2 separate regions of the Homo sapiens genome follow, and region 1 is linked to region 2. A link is a contact called in ENCODE Hi-C or POLR2A ChIA-PET data. All regions are on one chromosome and are shown on one strand. Each heading gives the region's core, a stretch centred on a gene start or an enhancer-like site at or near the end of the contact. The rest is flanking DNA. Distances are from core to core; before and after follow the strand shown. Region 1 has its middle 160 kb from the start of LINC02344. Region 2 has its middle 120 kb from the start of LINC02344.

The links. Hi-C counts contacts between places; a loop is a spot of excess contacts on that map. ChIA-PET counts read pairs that join two places held with the same protein, here RNA polymerase II (POLR2A). Pooled maps may share reads with other maps.
Region 1: a loop to region 2 is called in a map of posterior cingulate gyrus, with 18 times the contacts of the local background. The contact joins two enhancer-like sites. A Hi-C loop is called at or near these places in 4 of 168 maps with a recorded cell type or tissue (Calu3, astrocyte of the cerebellum, endothelial cell of hepatic sinusoid and 1 more) and 1 of 50 pooled maps. POLR2A ChIA-PET finds 5 or more read pairs at or near these places in 2 of 52 experiments (H1 and activated T-cell).

The regions. Positions count from the first base shown.
Region 1 is chr13:33,488,430-33,494,137 of GRCh38, forward strand. It overlaps a transcript of STARD13 not described here. Among named protein-coding and RNA genes, the nearest start is that of LINC02344, 160 kb to the left of the region's middle. RefSeq lists an enhancer at 1,055-1,631. Within about 2 kb of position 2,367, at least 6 of the 41 ENCODE cell types and tissues checked have a DNase peak (open chromatin) inside an H3K27ac peak, as active enhancers do.
Region 2 is chr13:33,448,263-33,454,543 of GRCh38, forward strand. It overlaps a transcript of STARD13 not described here. Among named protein-coding and RNA genes, the nearest start is that of LINC02344, 120 kb to the left of the region's middle. Within about 2 kb of position 4,805, at least 5 of the 41 ENCODE cell types and tissues checked have a DNase peak (open chromatin) inside an H3K27ac peak, as active enhancers do.

The DNA.
Region 1 (5,708 bases), core at 1,117-3,616, 38 kb after region 2:
AAAATCAACAATCAAACCCAATTACTTCTGTCTACAACATCTTATTTCCAATATCTGGCTCTTTCCTCCTCAAAAATCTTCAATGGATCCCAATTGCCCCTCGAGAATAGAATGAAGATTTTTAAGAATGAGATCAAAATATTACTAGGCAATGATCTTCCTTTTGGGCATGAATACTCATTATCTTCATGAATTCTATGCTTTTTCTTCTACCAGACATTTCCTGATCATACAAACACTTTCAAGCTTTTGAATCTTGGCACATGAAATTGCCCTAAGCTGGAATATCCTTTCTTCTCTCCAACTACTGGAATCCTATCTATCTTTCAAGTTCAAATACCAACTTCTCTCTGTAGCCTTCTTTGATATTCACAGAATTCATCCCTCTTTATGCTGTGATCATATATGATTTTGTGTTAACACATTTAAAGCATTTAAGTCATGCTTATTAACACATTTTCTTTACCTGAATTTCAGACTCATATTTAATTCCCCAACAATCATCTCCACTGGGTTAACCCTCAAGTCCCTCAGATTCATTACACTCAAGTTGAACACACCCTGCTGACTGGACTTGGTCTTCCTGCAGTGTGCTTTCTGCTGGGAGTCACCCTTCATTCTTCCATCTCTTTCTAATTTCACACCCTGCCTAAATGATTCTAGCTTCTAAATATCTTTCTAAGGTATTCACATCTCTTCCCCCACTATTAATAAACTAGTTCATACCAGCATATTTTATTATTAGTTTTCTTCCTCTGGTCAATGATTAATCAATTGATTAGAATTGCTAATAAAAAAAGATCAACTCTCAGTTCAGGAAAATAAATATCAAGTTATATAATCTATATGTAGTCATATAGCCTTTATAGTTTTCTGCCTTCTCTTTTAACTTCCATAGGGCAACTCACTATAGTAAAGCCTTTTGTGTTATTAAGTTATCTCTTGGTAAACCAAGTTAAAAATTAATTTAGTGGTCCAGTATTCAGATATTTTTCTATTTAGTTATAATAAAAGCTAAGAAGCCATCATATTATTCTTCATTTTCTTTCTCTGACCAATGTCTAATACATGACTTAGAGAAATTAAATGTTACTTTTATGTGGGTCAAGTCCAATCAACTAATAAAAAACAGGATATAGACATCTGAAAACAATGTACCTATTAAAATTTCCTTTTATACTTTCTTTTCAAAGTGTTTAAATTAGAGTTTAATGGAAAGTATGAAGTAATTTACTTATCCAGCTTCTACGGCCAAAATGGAATGTGCTAATTTTATTAATCTGAACAATGGTGGCTTGCATTTGAAAAGCTCAAGAAACAGCGACGCACCATGGGGCTAATCACTTCAAGTTTTCTTTTCTTTATCTCTGCCCATTTTGCAAGTTCTCATTATTTGCATGAAGACTCTCAGAGAATTACCAGACCAGAAATGTAACCCATTGTATTCTTTCTTCTAAAAGGGGTAGAAATCATTTTTGAGATCATTTTCAAAATTGGAACATTGCTGAAAGGAAAAAAATCAAATGGATCGATAACCTTGAGCTTAAGGAAAAACTGTATGTTAAGCAAGCAATGGTTGTGACATAAAGTAATAATATTACTCATTAAGTAAATTTTTTTTAAACTTTCACATAAGTTTAAATAACCACTAACAGAATTTTATCTGATACAATTATAAATGGAATTAATGACAATAGTTTACAACCTGATTTCAAAAATTTGTTTTTTTATGTGTTTTAAGGAATTCCACATGCTTATTTTGCGCTGGGGAATTAATTTGAAATAGCAAATTGAAGGATGCTAGTAGGTATGTACTATACTGATATGGACAGGAGACAGGGAAATACTGGGTAGAAGAAGGCAGTTCCCCGGCAAAGGCCCCACCCTCAAGCCTGGATACTCATGGCCCTAAATGAGAACAAATATTCCTGTTTTCGCGCTCCTCTTTGGTCCGCCACATCCCCTATCCTGCACCCACATAAACCCCAAATCCCAAGCTCCAGAGCAGACCAGCAGGTGAGGACACAGGAGGCAAGCAGACCGACAGTGGAACAACGCGGCAGAGAGAAAGAAGAGTAGGGGCATCTGGATGCTGAGAGGAGTTTGGCTGGGGGTGGTGCAAGAGGAGTTTTGCCTCCGGCCGCTGGGTGGCCCAACTCCAGGGGAAGATACCTTCCCACTCCATCCCCCAGCCCCCGCCCTTCCAGCTTCCCATCCACCACACTGAAAGCCACCTCTACCACTCAATAAAACCTCACATTCATCCTTCCAGTCCGTGTGTGACCCAATTTTTCCGGGACACTGGACAAGAGCTCGGGATACAGGAAGCTGTCACACTGGCCCTCTGCCCTTGCGAAAAGGCAGAAGGTCCACTGAGCTGATTAACACTCAAGCCGTCTGCGGGTGGCCAAGCTGAAAGAGCTTTGTAACACTGAGGTTGCAGGCACCCACCATTAGACATTACCATGGGGCCAGAGCCCAAAGTGCTCGCCCTGGCCTCTGCACCTGCCCATCTGCATGCTCCTCCTCTCACAAGGGGTCTGAGCAGTGGGCAACCGAACAAGGGAGCCATACCCCTGTCTCATATCCTGTAAAGGGAGTCAGGGAAGTCTCCCGTTTCAATACTATGTGGCCATGTGACTTGCTTATGACATGCTAGAGAATGTGCCAGTGGTAGATGGGCAGGCTGTTTGTAATGAAAATTAAAATGCAAGTTCTGTGCTGAACTGAACTGTTGAAAGGATAACAGACCTTGGAAAAATGCCAGGTAGAAAACGGAAAACATTTCTCCATGGTATTTCTGGTACGTGGCACCACAGTAGACACTCAACAAATATTTTTGAATAAATGAATGTGAGGGCTGAGTTAGCTTAGGAGACATTAATATAAAATTGAAAACATTGATGATTTGATTGTCTAAGATCAGAGCAGTCCCTTAAGAAAAGAAATCCCAAATCATGTATTAGGAGAGAACGTGTTCTAATCTGGAAAATTTCAAGATTATTGTTTTGTTCATTTCTTTGTTTTTTTCTTTTTAAAATCCAATGAAAGGATTTAGCAAAAATTCCTAAGAGTCTATATGGTACATTTCATCAGTGATCTGTGAGACCTTGGGGGTTGAAAAGAAAGTACAAGAACTTAGCCTCACTCTGTTGTAGACTTTATAAAATACAATCAAGGATCTCTGTCTAAAACCACTTCTCATAAAAAAATGGTTTATAAACTTTATTTGCACATTACAACCTTAGAGATAAATAATAAAATGGAAATCTAGAGTCCAGCCTAATCTGTTTCTCCATTAAACCTCACACAATGTGATGAGGAGCTGTAGAGTTCTGAGGAATAAGGTTTGAAACCTGTTGTCCCAGAGGATTCTTCTGAGGAACCTAAATGCAAGAACCTCTGGTAGTGAAATGATGACAATTGAATGTTTTCACTCGCGTCCATGTGAAGAGACCACCAAACAGGCTTTATGTGAGCAATAAAGCTTTTTAATCACCTGGGTGCAGGCGGGCTGAGTCCGAAAAGAGAGTCAGGAAGGGAGACAGGGGTGGGGCCGTTTTATAGGATTTGGGTAGGTAAAGGAAAATTAGTCAAAGGGGGTTGTTCTTTGGCGGGCAGGGGTGGGGGTCACAAGGTGCTCAGTAAGGGAGCTTTTGAGCCAGGATGAGGCAGGAGAAGGAATTTCACAAGGTAATGTCATCAGTTAAGGCAGGAACAGGCCATTTTCACTTCCTTTGTGATTCTTCAGTTACTTCAGGCCATCTGGATGTATATGTGCAGGTCACAGGGGATATGATGGCTTAGCTTGGGCTCAGAGGCCTGACAGATATTGTAATAATACAGTTATCATTTACTGAATGTCTACCAGATCTAGGTACTTCCCAGAGCTTATTTCATTGATTCTGAGTTAAGTATTATGTCAGAGGCGTGTGAACCAGAGCAACTCCATCTTGAATAGGGGCTGGATAAAATGAGGTTGAAACCTACTGGGTTGAATTCCCAGATGGTTAAGGCATTCTAAGTCACAGAATGAGATAGGAAGTCAGCACAAGATATAGGTCATAAAGACTTTGCTGATAAAACAGGTTGCAGTAAAGAAGCCAAACAAAACCTACCAAAACCAAGATGGCAATAAGAGTCATCTCTGGTCATCCTCACTGCTACACTTCCATCAGGGCCATGACATTTTACAGATGCCATGACAACGTCAGGAAGTGACTCTATATGATCTAAAAAGGGGAAGTATGAATAATCCACCCCTTGTTTAGCATATAATCAAGAAATAACCATAAAAATGGGCAACCAGCAGCCCTTGGGGCTGCTCTGTCTATGGACTAGCCATTCTTTTATTTCTTCGCTTTCCTAATAAGCTTGCTTTCACTTTACTCTGGACTCACCCTGAATTCTTTCTTGTGCGAGATCCAGGAACTCTCTCTTGGGGTCTGGATCAGGACCCCTTTCCAGTAACAATTATGTCTCTTTTTAACGAGAAAGCTGAGTTTCATGGAGGTTAAACTGCCAAAGTCACTCAAATGCTAAGTGCACTTTTGACTATTCAACTGCTTCAAATATGACACAACAAAAGAACAGGCATCTCTTACTGCATAGATTTTCTGAAGTATCCTCCTTCTGTCGAACAAGGTTCTGTGGTGCTGGGAGATGTACGGACTTCCAAGCAGGTTAAATTTTCCAGAGGGAATCAGCAATGTGTGTGATTAGGGGTGGAACAGCTAAAAAGTTTGCCATGATCACCTGACTTTTAGGAACCATAAACCCATTATCACAACAGAGCCTCCTTGCGGAACCAAGGCTCAGACACTCACACAACCCCTACTTTAGATTCAGGGATCTTGTCTGGGGCCTGATTTATCACACTCAACTATCCCAACCCCTCCAAAGTCCCAGAATGAACACAGAAGTGATCTCACGTGATCAGTAAAGCTGCTTACGCATTTGTCCAAACCGGTAGAACTATGCAACACAGTGAACACTAATGTAAACAATGGCTTTACTTCATAATAATGTATCATACTGATTCGTCAATCATAGCAAATGCAGATAATAGGGCATACTAACATCTAAATAATAGGGAGTATTAGTAATAAGTAATAAATAATACAGAATATTAACACCTAAAGAAAGATGTTAATAAGAGAGAAAACTGTGGGGGTGCGCAGTATTTGGGAATGCTGTACTTTCTGCTTAATTTTTCTGTAAACATAAAATTGCTCTAAAAATTAAAGTTTATTAGTTTTTTAAAAAGTAGCTATTTTCTGGATCAACTGTATAAAACAATGCATATCCAAAAGAAGACAAATATTGAAGTTAAGAAAATTCAAATCTAGGATTTACTCAGCCTCTAACTAACTCTTCAGCCCCACACTTAAACTTGTACATTCACAGAAAGTGGCCAGTTGTTGGCTGCACCCAAGGTCAAAGGTAGGTCTGAGTGGAACACAGCTATGAAAAAAATCCACAGGTTGGTGCCAGGTTAATGACATTTCTGATGAGACCGTAAACGACTTGGTGCGGGTTTCTCATCAGACAGAGTAGTAAACCCAAAAAGGCAAAACCACTTTGGGAACCCTGTGTTCATCAAGATACCTGATTACCCAGAGTTAGCTGCTCACTTCCAAGTTTCCTTTGAAACTGGGACAGAAAGCGCTCCAATTCTTTCTGAACTCCAGGTCTAGTGTAGAAGCAGA
Region 2 (6,281 bases), core at 3,555-6,054:
TCCTCACTACACTTCCCATCCTCTGGTAACCACTATTCTACTCTCTACTTCAATGAGAACAACTTTTTTAGATTTCATATAAGTGACATCATGCAGTATTCATCTTTATGTTCCTGACTTATTTCACTCAATATAATTTAACAGGTTCATCCATGTTGCCACAAGTGACAAAATATTCTTTTTTTATGGCTGAATAGTATTCCATTGTGTATATATACTGTATTTTTAAGCTCATTCAACCACTGAGGGGATTTAGGTTCTTTACTTACCTTGGCTGTTGTGAATTGTACTGTGCTAAACACAGGAGTGCAAATACCTCTTTGACATATTGATATCATTTCCTTTGGATATATACCCAGTAGTGGGATTGCTGGAGTACAGGGTAGTTCTATTTCTAATGTTTTTGAGGCACCGCCATACTGTTTTCCATAATGGCTGAACTAATTTACATTTCCCCTACCAATGTGTAAGGGTCCCCTTTTCTCCGCGTCTTCACCAACATTTGTTACTGTTTGTCCTTTTGATAATAGTCATTCTAACCAGAATGAAGTGATATCTATTTGCATTTCCCCGATGATTAAAAATGTTGAGCTTTTTTTCATATATTTCTTGGCCATTTGTATGTCTTAAGAAATGTAAAGTCAGGCCTTTTGCCCATTTTTTAATTGAGTTTTTGTTGTTGTTGTTGAGTTGTTTCAGTTCCCTATATATTTTGGATATTAACGCCTCATCAGATGCATAGTTTGCAAATATATTCTCTCACTCTGCATGCTGTCTCTTTGCTTTGTTAATTGTTCTATTGTCCTAAAATGCTGTGCCAAAAAAAAAAAATAGGTTGATGTAATCCCATTTGTCTATACTTGCATTTGTTGCCTATGCTTTTGAAGTTTTTATCCAAAAAAATCCTGGTGTAGGATATTTTTCATGGACATTTTCTCCTGTGTTTTCTCTTTTAGCAGTTTTGTAGTTTTGGGTCTTACATTTAAGTTTTTAATTCATCTTGAGTTGATGTTTGTCTATGGTGAGAGAAAAGGGTCTAGTTTCATTCTTCTGCATGTGTTTAACCAGTTTTCCTAACACTATTTATTGAAGAGACATTCCTTTCCCCATTTTGTATTTTTGGCAACTTTGTCAAAAATTAATTGGCTGTAGATCCATGGATTTATTTCTGGATTTTTGATTCTGTTCCATCAGTCTATGTGTCTGTTTTCATGGCAGTACCATGTTGTTTTGGTTACTAACACTTAGAAGTATATTTTGAAGTCAGGTAGTCTAATGTCACCAGGTTTATTCTTTTTGCACAATATTTCTTTGGCTATTCAGGATCTTTTGTGGTTTCATGAAAATTGTAGAATGATTTTTCTATTTTTGTGAAGAATGTCACTGGTAATTTGTTAGCAATTGCATTGAAACTGTAGATTGCTTTGAGTAGTACGGACATTTTAACAATATAAATTATTGCAATTCATGAACACAGGATAACTTTCTATTTTTTGTGTCTTCTTCAATTTTTTTGTAGTTTTAATTGTAGTTATCTTTTGCTTCGTTAGTTAAATTTATTCCTAGGTAATTTTTTGTAGCTATTGAAAATGGTATTGCCTTCTTGATTTCTTTTTCAGGTTCTTCACTATTGGCATATAGAAATACAACTGATTTTGTATGTTGATTTTGTATCTTGCAACTTTGCTTAATTTATTTATCAGTTCTAATAGTTTTTTTGTGTGAAGTACGGGGTTTTCTATATGTAAAGATCATACTATCTGCGAATAGGGACAGCTTGATTTCTACTCTTCCCATTTAGATTCCCTTTATTTCTTTCTTCTACCTGATTACTCTAGCTAGGACTTCCAGGACTATGTTCAATAAAAGTGGTGAAAGTGGGCACCTTTGTCTTGTTTCAGATCTTAGAGAGAAAGCTTTCAGCTTTTTCCCTTTCAGAATGATGTTGGCCGTGAGTTTGTTATGTATGGCCTTTATTATGTTGAGGCATGTTCCTTCTATACCTAATTTGTTGAGAGTTTTTATTATGAAGAGATGTTGAATTTTATCAAATACTTCTATTGAGATAGTATGATTTTTGTCCTTCATTCTATTAACATATCATGTTTAATGATTTTCCTGTGTTGATCCATCCTTGCATCCCTAAAATGAATTCCACTTGATTATGGTGAATGATATTTTTAATGTGCTGCTGAATTTGGCTCACTTATTTTTGTTGAGGATTTTTGTATCTGTGTTCATTAGGGATATTAACCTGAAGTTTTCTTTTTTGGTTGTGTTATTGAAATTTAGTTATGGAGCCTGAATGAGATCATAGTCTAGGCTAGAAGACAGCTCTATAACAAAAAGGTTACAATCTTATAGTCCTTTAGGATCATAACTTTTTTGTTTAGATATACAAGACATAATGGTTGCACAAGAGGCAGAAGTAGTGGACATCATGTAGAGAATCAGGGGAGGTTTACAGATAGTAATATTTAAGATGGCTGTTGAAGAATATGCTCATTGGGAAAACACAGGGAGAGGGGAATTCCAGGGAGAGGAAACAACATGTACAAAAGAGAGGAGCAGAAGAAAGCATGGCCGTTTGGGGAAATGCAGGTGAAGTTTGTTTTTTGTTTTTGTATGTTTTTTAAAAGAGACAGGGTCTTGCTCTGTCCCCCAGGCTGGAGTGCAGTGGTGCAATCATGTCTCACTGCAGTGTAGACCTCCTGTGCTCGAGGAATCCTTCCACCTCTGCCTCCTGAGTAGCTGAGACCTCAGGCACATGCCACCAGGCCTGGCTAATTTTTTATTTTTTGTAGATGGGGTCTCACTATGTTGCCTAGGCCAGTTTTGAACTCCTGGGCTCAAGCAATCCTTCCACCTCTATCTCCTAAAGTGCTGAAATTATAGGTATGAGCCCCCATGCCTGGCTGAAATGCAGGTATTTTGGAATTCCTGAAATGTCAGTTATAGAAAAGAGTGGAAAGTGATAGGGTTTAAGAGACAGACGTGGGCTAGATAATAAAATACTTTACTATGTTAATGAGTTGAGAACAATTTCTGTGGTGATGAGGACTCTAAAAATGTAAGTTTTATAATCTAGAAGCAACATGAGGGATGGACTGGGGGTGGAAAGGAAGAGATCGGACACAAGTCAGGGGATTGTTGCCATAAACTATGACTAGGTGAAACATAGGGCCCGGACTAGAGTATGTATACAGAAAGGGTGTCTTGGATGGTTTTCAGGTTTTGGCTGAGCACCTGGTTCATGTTGACAAAGGGAGTAACAGGGGAGGTGTACAGGGGTTTGGATCATGAGAAAAGGAGTTTTACTTTTATACACATTGAGTTTGAAGTGACTATGAGACACTCAGTTGGGTCTGCATAGAGAAGCCGGAGCTCAGGAATGTGGAATATCAATGATGTTTTAGCTGTAAAAGACGCTGAGATTGTTTAAGGAAAGTGTGGTTATACCGAGAATAAGAGAGGTAAAGGCAAAAATCTTGGCATGATAGCATTTGTGAAGTTGAAGTAAGATTGAAGAAGAGCAGCCAGAGAAGAAAGTGATATGGTATATAACAAAAAAGGGAAGACTTTAATCAGCAGGAATAGGTTAATAGAAAAGGACTGAAAATTGATACCTCTGAAGTCACTAAAAGTTGGTAATTATGAAGTGACCTTGGCAAGAGCCAGAAGACAGAAATTAGAATAAAATAAATTAAGGAATAAGTGGGAAATAATTTACTTCAAGAAACTCAATCAGAAAGATTGAAGGAAGCAAAAATGCTGGCCTTAGGAGGTACCTTGATGAAGGGCTTTTGTAATTTAGAGGAGATCAGGAGATCTCAGTATGTTCAGGGCCTAAGGAGAAGGAGCTAGTCAAGAACACAGGTGCAAATACAAGGGAACAGGATTTCTGGAATGGACCCAGGGGCACGAGGTCTGCTGGAGAAGGAGATGAGGAGGGTGTGGATAATGACAGTCTGGCCATGGTGGGCAGCCAATAGTTGCGGGGCACACATGGGAGGAACTCTCAGTTCTCTGGGGTATGAAGGCCAGATAAGGAAGGGCTGGAGCTGGAGCTGGGGGCAGTTGTGGGGGTGGGTGTCAGGGGAAACCTATTTTCCATCTGAGAGGCAACACAGTGTTTTCCTCTGCCGCACTGTTGTAGTACTCAGACTAGAGCTTCATGCTTAAATACTGCCTCCAACTAGTCCCTAGTTATTTCACAAACCTGTCTTCTGTCCTCATGCAAATGTGAGTACTAGAAATTAATATTTCTCCTTCTCTATTTTCCTTAAGACATTATTGTATATTAGAAAGACTTGAGTTTCTGAATTAGATTCATTGGGTTTGAGTCTTGAATCCAACTCTTACTAGTTATATGCGCTTAGGCAACTCTTCTCCATTGTCTGAAATTTAGATTCCTTACATATAAAATGGAGGTAGTAATATAGACCTCATAAAAATGTAAAGATTAAGCTAAAAACTTGTGTACCATCTCTCATCCATAACATGGAGGCCTAGACTGGGCACCTGATATGCTAAATCTATGCATAATAAACAAATGAGTAACCTGGAACAGCGATGTATATCAACATGAAAATGTCTTTTCTTCAACTATTATATTCAGTTTCATTTCTAACTTTAAAATATATTGCCTGACATTAAAGAAACTATGGGAAAGGGTCATTCTATTACATTCCAATTTTGTCCTTCAGTAATCACAGCTGCCACCTCACTTTTAGGTGTGCATAGCAAGAAATCCAAATCAAGAGCTTGGGTTGGGTATTACCATGTGGCAGGCCTCCTTGGGCAACATCCCACTGGGTTTGAGTATTTCATAGGCATATTTGCCTTGGCCTTTAGTCTTGTTTTCATAGCTCAATAGTGCCAGCTTTCAAGATTATACAAGATTGTAGTGACACATTTTATTTAATGCTTCATTTTCTTTATAAGAGTAGTTTTTGGCTAAAAACCAAACAAACAAAAACAACAACAAAACATGCTATGCTTCATAAGCCTCATGCCTCTTGGTCCCTGGCTTGTTCAGCTGAATATACGCCAATAGAGAATAACTGGGTCACCAAGTTCTGGACACATCGCCCTGGAAAATGTCAGATGTTGGATGGTCTATTCCTTTCTCTGGCACCAGCTCAAGTAACTTCATGAATAAATCCTAAGTGCTTTAAGAAATAAAAATGACTCTTAAGAACATGTTTTCTTTCAAGTATAGAGAAAACACTGGTGATGTTGGCTTTTCTTTTTTAGCATCCTTTTTCATTTTGAATTTGAAAGCCACAGAAAAGCCAGTTGTTTAAGGAAATCCCAATAAGAGATGAAGTATATGAGATAGTAATAATAACATAGAGCCACTCTTTTATCTGTGTAAATGGAAGTCTAGGCCTTTAAAACTATTATTGACCAAAACATAGTTTAACAACATTTTTAGACAAAACACATTGCTGCATGCTACCATTTTAAAAAGAAGATAAAAACATTCTCCAAACATGAAAAATGTTTTTAAAAAAGAGTGTGTAACAGGGAGGATTTGGGGCCCTGCTAATTCAGCATTTGAAAAGAATGGTCTGAGTTGTTGCTTCTCTATTCTTGCAACTTCTGCACAAAGGTGCTGATGAGTAGTGAAGAGATAAAAGGTACATAGCAGAAAGAAAAGGCTTAAAAAGTAAAACTGATAGTTCGTGATGTGAGACCCACAAGCTAAACAGACAGTCCTTGAATAATGGAAAGATGATTTTTGTGTGTGTGTGTTTACTTAATGTCTCATCTCCTAACAACTCAAAGGGCTTTCTACTTGTGGAGGCTATGAGAATGCACTGTTCAGATATTTTGCTACAGGGTGCTTCTGCCTCTGTCAATCCGTCATCCTCCTGATGTGAAGAACACACTTCCTGCAGGCTGCTCCTGCCCAGTGAATGAACTTGGCAGGAGGACTGATACAGACTGTTTCCAGTGAGAGGTGGGACACTTCCTATAGGTGGGTTTGGCTCTGGGAATCTCCACTGATCAGGCTAAGCTTTCTTGGAACTGCACTGTGGTCTGAAAACCCTCCTTCTCTCCCTCCTTCCATGAGTGTCAGGCATCCATTGCAGTCTGGAGGCTCTTCCCAACTTTCCTTTCTACCTTCCCTAAGAAATCTCTTGCACATCTAATCCTATCTTCGTATCTACTCTTGGAAGACATGAACTAACATATTCATCCACTATTTTAGTTTTGCTTTATCACCATAGGCAGTTACTTATAGACAGAAAAATTGAGGCAAAAAAAGATTTAAT